2 separate regions of the Homo sapiens genome follow, and region 2 is linked to region 1. Evidence: read pairs that join two places in POLR2A ChIA-PET (ENCODE). Cell type or tissue: GM12878. All regions are shown on one strand. Each heading gives the region's core, and the rest is flanking DNA. Links, peaks and the distances in the headings are about the cores only.

The links. Peaks named below come from ENCODE experiments on the same cell type or tissue, not always from the same donor. Only the 100,000 strongest peaks of a DNase experiment are listed, where the experiment ranks them.
Region 2: POLR2A ChIA-PET joins it to region 1 with 9 read pairs; 6 of 35 experiments call an interaction of 5 or more read pairs at or near these places.

The regions. Positions count from the first base shown.
Region 1 is chr10:69,052,000-69,058,595 of GRCh38, reverse strand. No RefSeq gene overlaps it. Among named protein-coding and RNA genes, the nearest start is that of SRGN, 33 kb to the left of the region's middle. RefSeq lists enhancers at 876-1,075, 1,486-1,665, 1,876-2,025, 4,585-4,744, 4,874-5,373 and 3 more and a silencer at 3,685-3,734. In GM12878, for the core only: a CTCF peak has its summit at 1,202; no DNase peak of the experiment used is centred there; H3K27ac peaks cover 4,724 bases.
Region 2 is chr10:69,204,907-69,209,906 of GRCh38, reverse strand. It overlaps SUPV3L1 (Suv3 like RNA helicase), which reads right to left. Exons shown (of 15, transcript NM_003171.5): 14 at 1,966-2,114; 15 at 814-1,307. The coding sequence ends at 872. Among named protein-coding and RNA genes, the nearest start is that of HKDC1, 13 kb to the left of the region's middle. In GM12878, for the core only: no CTCF peak of the experiment used is centred there; no DNase peak of the experiment used is centred there.

The DNA of each region.
Region 1 (6,596 bases), core at 808-5,807:
CTGGCTGGGGAGTATCTCTTAATGACTTAAGAAAACTTAAAAGAACAAACTCTTCACTATTTGGTCCGTGTGTTTGCTCCAAATTAGTAAAATTTGACCATGAAATAAAAATTGGAGGCAGGTACGAGGAGTTGGCATCCCTTTGGTGGTTGCTAAAGTTGGGCAAGAAGGAAAACAGAAAACAGAGAAGAATGATAGTGAAGTCCACAGTGAAGTGATATTAACAGAAACCAGTGTAGCCGCAACAGGGAAGGCTGGGGACAGAACTCTCAAAGCCATATACTCGCAAGGAAACCACTAACTCCTGCCCATACCAGGCACCCCAGGACTGTGCCCTAGACCCTTAATAATGACAAATTTTTTCAAATCAGTAACCGAGACCCAACAACAAAAGGGTAACCACATATATGAAATGAATACCAACTCAGAAAATCCAGGGCTCCTGGGCATAACTCTCTTGAACCTCAACTTGGGATGCCTGCAGCCTGAATCACTTCTGAGCCCTTTGGGGATGGGGATCAGCCCTGAGTCCAGGCTGGGATTCAGCTCACTAGAAGCACATTCCCCACCCTTTCCTCCTTATCTGTAGGTGGAGGCAGCTGGGAGACTGTGGGTGATCCTCCACTTATTTCCAGTAGGTTCCTTTTGTCACCAGCAGTCTCTCCTCTAAAGCCAAGAGGAGTCAGGGAGAAGAGTCTGTCCTGGGCTGCTCGACTCGTGCTGAGAAGACACCACTTCCAGGAAGCCTGGGCACAAACGACTCTGACCACTTTGCTTTCAGATTTCAGCGAGGACAGACACTGTGGGGTCACTGTGGTTGGTTCTTGTTAAAGTTCTGAATGCTTCCATTGCTTGAAAAGGGAGGTCTTAGAGAACAGGCCAGAAGACAAGTCTTTCTACCTTCCCCAGGAGGAGGAAGTCACAGGTTAGGCCTCAGGGAGAAGAGCTGCTGATCTTTTGCACTGGAATCAAGAAGTCAGGGAGAGGGTGAGAACTGGGGTGGACCCAAGGCCTCTGCCGCCTTTTGTACCTGCGCTGTCCCGTGTTTATTTATCTACCAGTTAGTTTCCCCCAGCATGGTGTGGAACTGGAAGTGCATGTGGGCTCCCGCCGGCCCCAGCCCACTTCCTCCTCTCCAGGGAGACAATAAGGGGAAGGGAAAGCGTGGCACACTAAACCTGCCAGGGACCTGAGGTCCTGGCTCTGCTGCCCCCCTGCTGCCGAGCCGTCGATCGTGGGAAATTCATCCACCTCTCTAACTTTGCCTCTTCCTCCTCCAAACATGGGGAAGAGAACCTCTACAATGGGGTACAGAATTTGGATGATACATGTGTATTTTCCTGAGGAGATGGTTCTGCAGCTTTCGCCAGAGGGCTGAAAGAGTTCCCGGACTCCAAGGGAAAAAAGATCCAGTCTAAGGGCCCTGTTCCGTGGCTCCGAGCAGCACGGCAGACACTTCCTGGGTCTGTCGTTTACTTCAGGCACCTCTCACTCGCACCTCAGACATCTCCTCAGACACCCAGGTCTCCAGCCATCCACAACTATGATTCTTTTTGCTTTAATCAACCTCTGTTTTAGGCTGCTGGGCCAGGAGGTCAAGTTCCCCTGTGGTGACACCACCACCTCTCGCCAACTGGTCACTGTTGTGCACGCCCCACACAGCATGTGTGCCCACCCACAGGGGCAGGTGGATCCAAAGGGTACTGCTGTGAGTTGGGCAGCTAAGACTCTATCTAGCCTTTAAGACTCAGCTCAGCCACGCACCAGACAACCCAGGGTGGGTGTGAGAGAGTAGAAACATCATCTGAAGTTAACCCATTTGTTTCTGGTTTGCTCTACACACCTGTACCAGGCCCCAGCTGCAAACCTCTTCCTACTCTGAGTTCTTGGCTCAGATCCCCTGGCCAGACTGTGAGCTCCCTGAGGGTGGGGGACTGTGCCTGGGGCAGGCTTGGATCACAGGGGCCAAGCGTCTGCCGAGCTGCAGAAGGGCTCTAAAGGAGCGCCAGCAGGCATCAGTGGGTCTCCCAGGTCCCTCCTCTGGCGGGAACACTAGCAATCAGGGCAGGAAGGAATTGTGAGGGGCAGCAAGGAGCTGGCGGTCAGCATCTACCTGTCGAGGCTCAAGGAACAACTGCTCTCCTCCAGTCCAAGCTCTTCTCATTCCCTCACTGTTTGGGTTGCCCCCTCCCCCTTGGGTTAACAAGGCTGGAAAAAAGCCCTATTGCCCTCCCCCAGGGCTGCCATGGGAGGCCAAGGGGCACTTCTGCCAAAAAATGAGAAACGAGTAAGTGAGGGGGTGCTCTCACCCCAAACGGAAGTGAGACAGCCCTGACCGTGAGCGGTGTGACCTTTGCCTGCAGGCCACACAGGAAGAGAGAGGGAGTTACTGTGTCCACTACATACCACTCTGCCTTCTCTGGGGACAAGGAGCCTCCTCTGAATGTTCTTTACCTTCCGAAGATCTTTGCTTTGATCAGGGGCCCTTTTGGCCATCTGGCCAGCCTACAGACCCCCTTCTCAGAATGCTGTCTTAAAATACATCTAACATAGCCGGGTGCAGTGGCTCACGCCTGTAATCCCAGCACTTTGAGAGGCCGAGGTGGGTGGATCACGAGGTCAGGAGATTGAGACCATCCTGGCTAACACGGTGAAACCCCATCTCTACTAAAAATACAAAAAATTAGCCAGGTGTGGTGGCGGGCAACTGTAGTCTCAGCTACTTGGGAAGCTGAAGCAGGAGAATGGCATGAACCCAGGAGGCAGAGGTTGCAGTGAGCCAAAATCATGCCACTGCACTCCAGCCTGGGCGACAGAGCGAGACTCCGTCTCAAAAAAAAAAGAAAAGAAAAAAATCTAAGATACATAGGATTTCTATTGAAACAATTATGTTGAATGCCAGTAGCCAAAAATATTGTAAAATTTGTGATATGGTGATATATGTGCATCTTCATTAATGCATTAAATAACAAAATCTAGGAGGAATCTAATAATCATCTTACTTTTTAAGTGCAGATGAGCTTAAATCATATTTCAAGATACCCACAACAACCATAAAATGATATGAGAAGATCTGATTTCTAGGGTGACAAAGTCACAGGTACTGTTGACACTGCTGTGGTTTGACATTTACATTCATAACGGAAGAAAACACTCAATTTCAGTTGGAGGTTCATGAAAATTAAGGTGTCATTTATTCCCATTCAAGTTCATCAATTCTTTTGAATGCTCTCTGCGGAGCCACTGTAACTGCATCAGACCAATCTGGTTCAGCTTTTTTTTTTTTTTTTTTTTTTATACTTTAAGTTTTAGGGTACATGTGCACAATGTGCAGGTTAGTTACATATGTATACATGTGCCATGCTGGTGCGCTGCACCCACTAACTCGTCATCTAGCATTAGGTATATCTCCCAATGCTATCCCTCCCCCCTCCCCCCACCCCACCACAGTCCCCAGAGTGTGATATTCCCCTTCCTGTGTCCATGTGATCTCATTGTTCAATTCCCACCTATGAGTGAGAATATACGGTGTTTGGTTTTTTGTTCTTGCGATAGTTTACTGAGAATGAGCTTTTATGTAACAAAGATGTGAGTTGTTTCCCAGTTGCCTCAGACCCTCGGGTCACAAAACCTGAGCATGCGCAGATGAACCAAGCCTGCAACCACAGGGGAACCCAAGTGGGGGCTGAATGAAGAATCAGACACTGGGCCAGGCGTGGTGGCTCATGCCTGTAATCCCAGCACTTCGGGAGGCTGAGGTGGGTGGATCACAGGAGGCCAGGAGTTCGAGACCAGCTTGGCTCACATGGCAAAACCCTGTCTCTACTAAAAATACAAAAAGTAGCCAGGTGTGGTGGTGCTTGTCTGTAATCCCAGCTAGCTGAAGCACAAGAATCGCTTGAGGCTGGGCTTGGTGGCTCACGCCTGTAATCCCAGCACTCTGGAAGGCCGAGGCGGGGGAATCATGAAGTCAGGAGATCGAGACCATTCTGACTAACACAGTGAAACCCCATCTCTACTAAAAGTATAAAAAGTTAGCCGGGCGTGGTGGCGGGCACCTGTAGTCCCAGCTACTCAGGAGGCTGAGGCAGGAGAATGATGTGAACCCAGGAGGCGAAGCTTGCAGTGAGCCGCGATTGCGCCACTGCACTCCAGACTGGGCAACGGAGCCAGACTCCATCTCAAAAAAAAAAAAAAAAAAAAGAATTGCTTGAGCTTGGTGGGTGGAGGTTGCAGTGAGCTGAGATTGCGCCACTGCACTCCAACCTGGGTGACACAGTGAGACTCCATCTCAAAAAAAAAAAAAAAAGAAGAAGCAGGCACTGCATGGCAGGATCCAGTCGGATCACTACCCTATGCTTATAAAACGTGACCCAGTCCCCGGCTCAGGGGGACACTGCTTTGGGACTTGTTACAAGTCATAAAATCCCCTTGCTACATCCTCTCTGGTGGCGGTCATTGAACTGATACCCACCAAGTGGCCGAACCCACCAGTTGTGTGGATAACACTACAGGGTTATGAATCTTTTACCCGGGTCCTTCCATGTCACCGGGACAGCTTCTAGAGCAGGGGTTCTCAAGCCTGGCTAACACAAGTATCACGTGGTGAGGGGATGTCCAGTCCCGCTCCTCACCACCTGAATGGAAATCCCCGAGGATGTGCCCCCTGACTCCCCTCGCATCCCATGTTTTCTAAAATTCCCCAGGGGATTTTAGATTCTATCAGGCAGCAAAGTGAAGAGCCAGCAGCAAGGGGAACAGAGTCAAGAGGAGTGAGCCCCACTGGACAAGAGGGCCAGGTGCTAGAGCAAACCTCAGCTCTGCTCCCAAGCCAGACCATCACAGCCCCTCATCAAGACTTCACCTCCTAGGCCCAGCACGGTGGCTCATGCCTGTTATCCCAGCACTTTGGGAGGCTGAGGTGGGAGAATTGCTTGAGTCCAGGAGTTCAAGACCAGCCTGGGCAAGATGGTGAAATCTCGTCTCTATAAAAAAAAATTTTTTAAATTAGCTAGGCGTAGTGGCCTGCAGCTGTTGTTCCAGAAATTCTGGAGGCTGAGGTGGGAGGATCACTTGAGCCTGGGAGATCGAGGATTCAGTGAGCCCTATTGAGGCTTCAGTCAGCCCAATGCAAACAGCATTGCTACACTCCACCCTGGGCGGTAGAGCAAGACCCTGTCTCAAAACAACAACAAGAATAAAAGACTTCACCTACTGGGCACCTTGGGCGACTTCACCTACTGGGTTGGCCAGGCCTTGTGCTGGGCATAGAAAACACCAGAGATGGTGTTGGGAGTGTGTGTGTTGGATCTCTGTGTGTTGACCGTGGTGCCCATCCTCCACCACACCCTTCCTGGCCCTGGGCTGGTGATGTTCTTTCTTGGGTTGGGCCCTTTGAGCTGTCACACCTGCACTCTCTCTTCTGAGCCCCACACCATGGTCCGGCCACAGTCTCTCCTCAACTACCTCACCCCCAGGCCAGGCACCACTCCAGGAGCACCACCTATACTGTGTTCAATGAAAATGACACCCCCTGGAGTTGTGCAAGGAGGTGGCACTGCCCACCCCACCCCCAATTCGTGTAAATTTCCTGAGGGCAAGCTCTGTGTCCAGCCTCCCATCCGATTCTCTAAAGAATTCCTTTCTGTTCTCTGCATCTCAGTTCCCTCGTAGGGGCAGCACAGGGGAATTCCTGTGCGAGTCTTCCAGTTCAGCCATTTAGGATTCTACCCTACAACCCATTCACTTGTTTATTCATTTCAGTCCGCAAATACTTTTTGAGTACCTACTGTGTGGCAGGCATTGCTCTAGGTGCTTGGGCTATATCCATGAACAAAAAGTACCCATCTTTGCCCTCGTGGAGCTTACAATCTAGTAGATAGCAGTGAGGGTGACAGAGACCCAGAACAACACATAATGCCTAAGGAAATTCTACAGCATGCCGTGGGGGAAAGGAGCAAGGTACAAAGGCAGCTGGGAGAGGAGTGCATGTTCCTTCAGTAAGGTGGTCGGGGCGCTCATCCAAGAAGGAAGACTCGCAGGAGGTGAAGGAGGGAGCCAGGTAAGAAGCCCACGCACCAGCCACCAGGCAGTGGTGAAAGCGGAGGCAGAGTGAAAAGCCTCAGGCACACCCTGAGATTAACAAAGAAGTGAGAGAAGGGGCTTTAGGACCTGGAGGTTTAAAGCCAGCAGCAAAGAAAGGACGGAATTCTGTTCTTATTGTATGGAAAAGACAATGACAATGGCACTGGACTGCTCCAGCCAGAGCCAGGGGTAACCAGCCTCCACCCCAGCTGAACAATGGGGGAAGCAAGGCTGAAGGAAGTGAAACCCTTGACCAGAAGCGGGAGAAATCTCCTCCCCACCACCTTCCCCACTCCAGACCAGCAGCTCTGGGCCAAGAGGCCTGATACCCAGCTCCCAGCCCAGGTCATGGTGGGTGAGACACATCATCTGTCCCCTTCCGTGTGCTTTGAACTTACCAATCATATTCCTGCCTCAGGGGCTTGGTGCTTTTTCTCCTCACTAAATCACTACTTCTGCAACTCAATGTCACCTCACAGGTGACAGTGGTCTTCCCTGCCATTCTTTCCTAT
Region 2 (5,000 bases), core at 1-5,000, 150 kb before region 1:
GCAAGGCTGCTAAGCTGTGATATGAAAAGGAACCACATCTGTCTAACTCCAAAGCTTCCATCTTTAAACCCCTTTTAGCTAGGTTTCTGAACAGGGTTGAAAACTTCGTTGAACAAGTGTAGGCTGGCCTTTGGACAAGGGAAGACCACCCTACCTAAAACAGCCCTTCCCTGCCACTCAGCATCACTCTTTCCTTATTCTTTCTAGCATTCATCTCTAAAATTACACCCATTCATCTCACAAAGAATGATTTTGCTTCTGCTATATTCCAGATACTGTGGATGCAGTAGTGAAATAGACTACAATCTCTGCCCTCACCGATCTGACAGGATTTATTTGTTAACCTGTTCCTGTCTCTCCTACCAAATATGAGATCCATGAGGGTAGAAGATTGTCAGTCTTGCTTACTGCATATTTCCAGCACCTAAATAGCCTCTGGTATATGGGTACAACAGACAGCAATGTTTGTCAAAGAACTGCATCCATGACATCCTCAGCATGGCATAGGAAACTGGTCAAACAATTCACCAAAGTGATTTTATTCCCATGCAGAGTTCCTTATAGTGCACTGTCTTAGTACTATTCTACAAATGGCCATTATATAAAGACTTAAATTAAACCTCCATGATATCCTAGTATTTTCTAAATGTTGAAAAAAAAAAAAACAAGTTTAGTCATCAAGAGAGATTTTTCTGTGCAAAAAAAGAAAAAACAAACAAACACACACACAAACACACACACACACCAAAAATCCCCCAGTACCAGATAGCCACAATACTAGAGGAGGGAGTAAATGCATATGAGGAAAAAGGATTCAAAATAAATTTTTATTTGCAAAATTAAATAAAAAAAAAAAAACAGGAACAGAAAACTAGTCCGAATCAGGTTCCTTCTTCTTTCTTCTCGTCCCTTTTGGATGAGTCCCAGACTCTGTTTTTTCTTTGTTGTGTTCAGTTTGTTGTGTCATCCACTCTTTTTCTAGCTGTTTCAGCATGTCTGGAGTGAGGAGTCCTTGCTGCACCAATCTGGAAGCAAGGGACAGCTCTCCTGCATCGGGGCTGGGTGGCTCAGTAGCTTTACTCCCTAGAGCTTTGGTGCCGCGTGTCCTTCTAGCTTGGCTCTTTAAGGTTCCTGACAATCGTGACTGGCTCCCTGATGGAAAGCCCTCCAAATTCAACAGCTTATGCGTCTCAGACATTTTAATCAATTTAGTGATATTGTGCACACCATCTTGGATAATACCATCTAGTTCTTTCTGGAGATCTCGAATAAGGCTGGCATCTGGAAACATATCCATAAATCGGTAGCTGGGAAAAAGACACATTAGCATTATAGCAACAGCTCTTATCGCAGTCACTGGACAACTCTCAATGGCACACCTACATCATGACATTGATAAATTCTAAATGTTCTTTTTGCAAACTCTCTTCAGTGCCTTTGCTCAACCTTGATTTCTGCCCCCACATATCGGAGGAATATGTCATCCTGAGGGTGGGTCAGCACTATACCTCAATAGACTCTGATATACTCCTGGAGAGGGACATGCCCCTCCTTTGAGAATCACTGGCCTAGAACAGGACTTCTCAAATGATAATGTACAAGTGAATCACCCAGGGATCTTGTTAAAATGCAGAATCTGATCAAGTCAGGCATGGGCCTGATACTCCTTAGTTCTAACAAGCTCCCAGGTGATACCAATGCTTTTGGTCCAAGGACCATCCTTTGACCAGCAGGAGTCCAGTGGACCTTCCTTCTCACCTAGCCATCTTAACTAGAATTGCAAGAACTCAAGTCATTTTTGGAATGGGAAACCATTCCATCAGTTGAATTGCCTTTATGGACAATAGACATAATATAGAGCATCTTGCAAATATGTCCATAATTTGAAATAGAAAAACAAATTCATAAAACCTTTAATTTGTCCTACTAGAAAAATGAGAGCACATAAAGGAAAAATGTTGGTACCTTAGCCACAAGTAAAGATCCAAGACATCGTGGACAGCTTCAAGATCCATGAGGTCTTTAATATTCTTAGGTGGAAGTAAAGGCCATTTGATGTATCGGCGTAACCATGCAAAGGTCAGGGGCTCATTCCTGCTATACTGCCTGGCAAACTGAGAGAGAAAGAGGAAAAGGGTTTCAGAGAAGTGTCAGAATTCCCTTAAGTCTATAATTAGAAAGAGAAAAAAAAGAAAGCAAAACAAAACATTGTGGTTGTATTTCAATAGACAGGTGGTTTCTTTTCTCCTTTATACTCTTCTACATTTTAAAGAACATTTAATACTTTATAAGGCCAGGTACAGTGGCTCACGTCTATAATCCCAGCACTCTGGGAGTCTGAAGCGGGTAGATCACTTGAGCCCAGGAGTTCGAGACCAGCTGGGGCAACATGGAGAAACCCCATCCATACAAAAAACACAAAGAATTAGCTGGGCATGGTGGTGTGTGCCTGTGATTCCATCTACTCCTCAGGAAGCTGAGGTGGAGGATTACTGAGCCCAGGGAGGTCAAGGCTGCAGTGCGCCATGATCGTGCCACTGCACTCCAGCAGTGAGACCATTTGGAGAAAGAAAAAACAAAAAAAGATGATTTCCTTCTTTTTCTAAAACCAGGGTAATAATATGTGCAGCAGAAGTTCAAGGGCTACTCTGGGCACACTACCTATAGGGTATCCCTGCTCCACAAGGAGCAGTTAAAAAAAAAAAGAAGCTGTAGAAGGACTAACTTTCCAGGGCCTAAGTCTGTTAACTCTTATTTAGGAATATGTGATGTTCTAAAGCTATGGACAGACAGTACCTGAAGACTCCTATTTCTATCTCATATGTAATAGTCCTATAACCTCAAATACGAGCTTAAGTTTCTCTATCTTGTTAATGTCCTCCCTTATTTTTTATTTTTTTGAGACGGAGTCTCGCTCTGTTACCCAGGCTGGAGTGCAATGGCACGATCTTGGCTCACTGCAACCTCCGCCTCCTGGGTTCAAGTGATTCTCCTGCCTCAACCTCCTGAGTAGCTGGGATTACAGGCGCCCGCCACAACACCCAGCTAATTTTTGTATTTTTAGTGCAGACGGGGTTTCATCATGTTGGTCAGGCTGGTCTCAAACTCCCGACCTTGTGATCCACCCGCCTCGGCCTCCCAAAGTGCTGGGATTACAGGCGTGAGCCACCGCACCTGGCTGTCCTCCCTTATTATATAGAAACCCTCTGAGGTGGCCTGGTGCAAGGCTGGTCAGAAGTCAATCTTGGATCTGCCTCCTGCGAGCTGTGTGGCTTTGGCCAAGTCAACACTCTTTGCTTCAGCTTCCTCACTGGTAACGTGAGACATCACAGCCCTGTCTTGAACCACAAGACACTGCTGGGGAATGTGCTTTCAAAACCATGTTGCATCCCAGAATTAGGCAATATTATACATCACCTGTACTACAGAAGATAGACATACAACCACACAGTAAGACCCCTCAAGCAAGAGTTTAAATAAAATCTTCAGCTTCAAGATTCAAGCTGATTTCAAATGATTCATTTCCTGATTAGGGGAAATTATCTCTAAATGCTTAACCTAAGCAAGGTTAATACTTCAGAGAGGAAGAGCAGTTTTAGATCAATTGTAGTTAAATAATGCCACAATTTTGTTAAATTCAGTCTGGTCCACTCTGCTAAGTTTAATAAATGCCAAGTAGGATAGCCATAAAGGGTAGAAATGTGACCACACTACCTGCTAGGCAGGACAGGCCAAGCATGAGTTCTCAAGTTATCTTATAAAGGCAGTGGCTCTATTTTTTTTGGCCACAAACAACTAGTGGAAGCCCAATACATAAAAGAGCTAAGTAAGGAGCTATGCAGAGAGAGCAGGGAGAGATGCCCGCCCATCCATCCATCCATCCATCCATCCATCCAGCAGCTGGCCCTAAAGGAGCTCCATGGAGCACAGCTTCCAAATCACAGTCCTAAGGGGCATCCTAAGTCATTAATGTGATTGAGCTCTTTCATAGTTCAGTAATGACAAAGATCAGGAAAAAAGGAAAAGCCTCTAGATTTCATATTCTAATTTTTAAACAGAAAACACACGGAGCGGCCGGGTGTGGTGGCTCATGCCTGTAATCCCTGCACTTTGGGAGGCCAAGGCGGGTGGATCACTTGAGGTCAGGAGTTTGAGACCAGCCTGGCCAACATGGTGAAACCCCATCTCTACTAAAAATACAAAAAATTAGCCAGGCATGGTGGCGGGCACCTGTAATCCCAGCTACTCGGGAGGCTGAGACAGGAGAATCGCCTGAACCTGGGAGGCGGAGGTTGCAGTGAGCCAAGCTCATACCACTGCACTCCAGCTTGGGCAACAGAGTGAGACTTCATCTCAAAAAGAAAACACACCACGCATCATGGCGCACACCTGTAGTCCTAGCTACTCAGGAGGCTGAGGTGGAAGGATCGCCTGAGCCCAGGAGTTTGGGGTTACAGTGAGCTATGATTGTGCCACTGCACTGCAGCCTGGGCAACATAGTGAGACCTTATCTTAAGAAAACAAGCAACTGTTGACCTGCATGTTCCAGAGACTCCCTACACCTTAGTAAAGAGCTTCTATTCACTAGAATAGCTGTTTAAAGGATGGTGTGAATGGTGCCAAGGCCATGGGACTGAGTTCCACTCAGGTCAGTTTACAGCAGTTCAAGACTGTTCCATAAACTTCAACCTTATGCTAGCTAAGTTTTTCACAAATGCCAGCTCTAAGAAACATATTTTCTAGGTAAACATCTGGACATGGAAGATCTCTAACACATATTATTAAGAGAAAAAGAAAAGGCAAGTTGTGAGTAATTCATTAAGATAACGTTGATAGGGCTGGGCACAATGGCTCATGCCTGTAATCCTAGCACTTTGGGAGGCTGAGGCAGGTGGACTGCTTGAGCTCAGGAGTTCGTGACCAGCCTGGGGAACATGGCGAAACCCTGCCTCTACAAAATATACAAAAATTAGCCAGGCATGGCACATGCCTGTAATCCC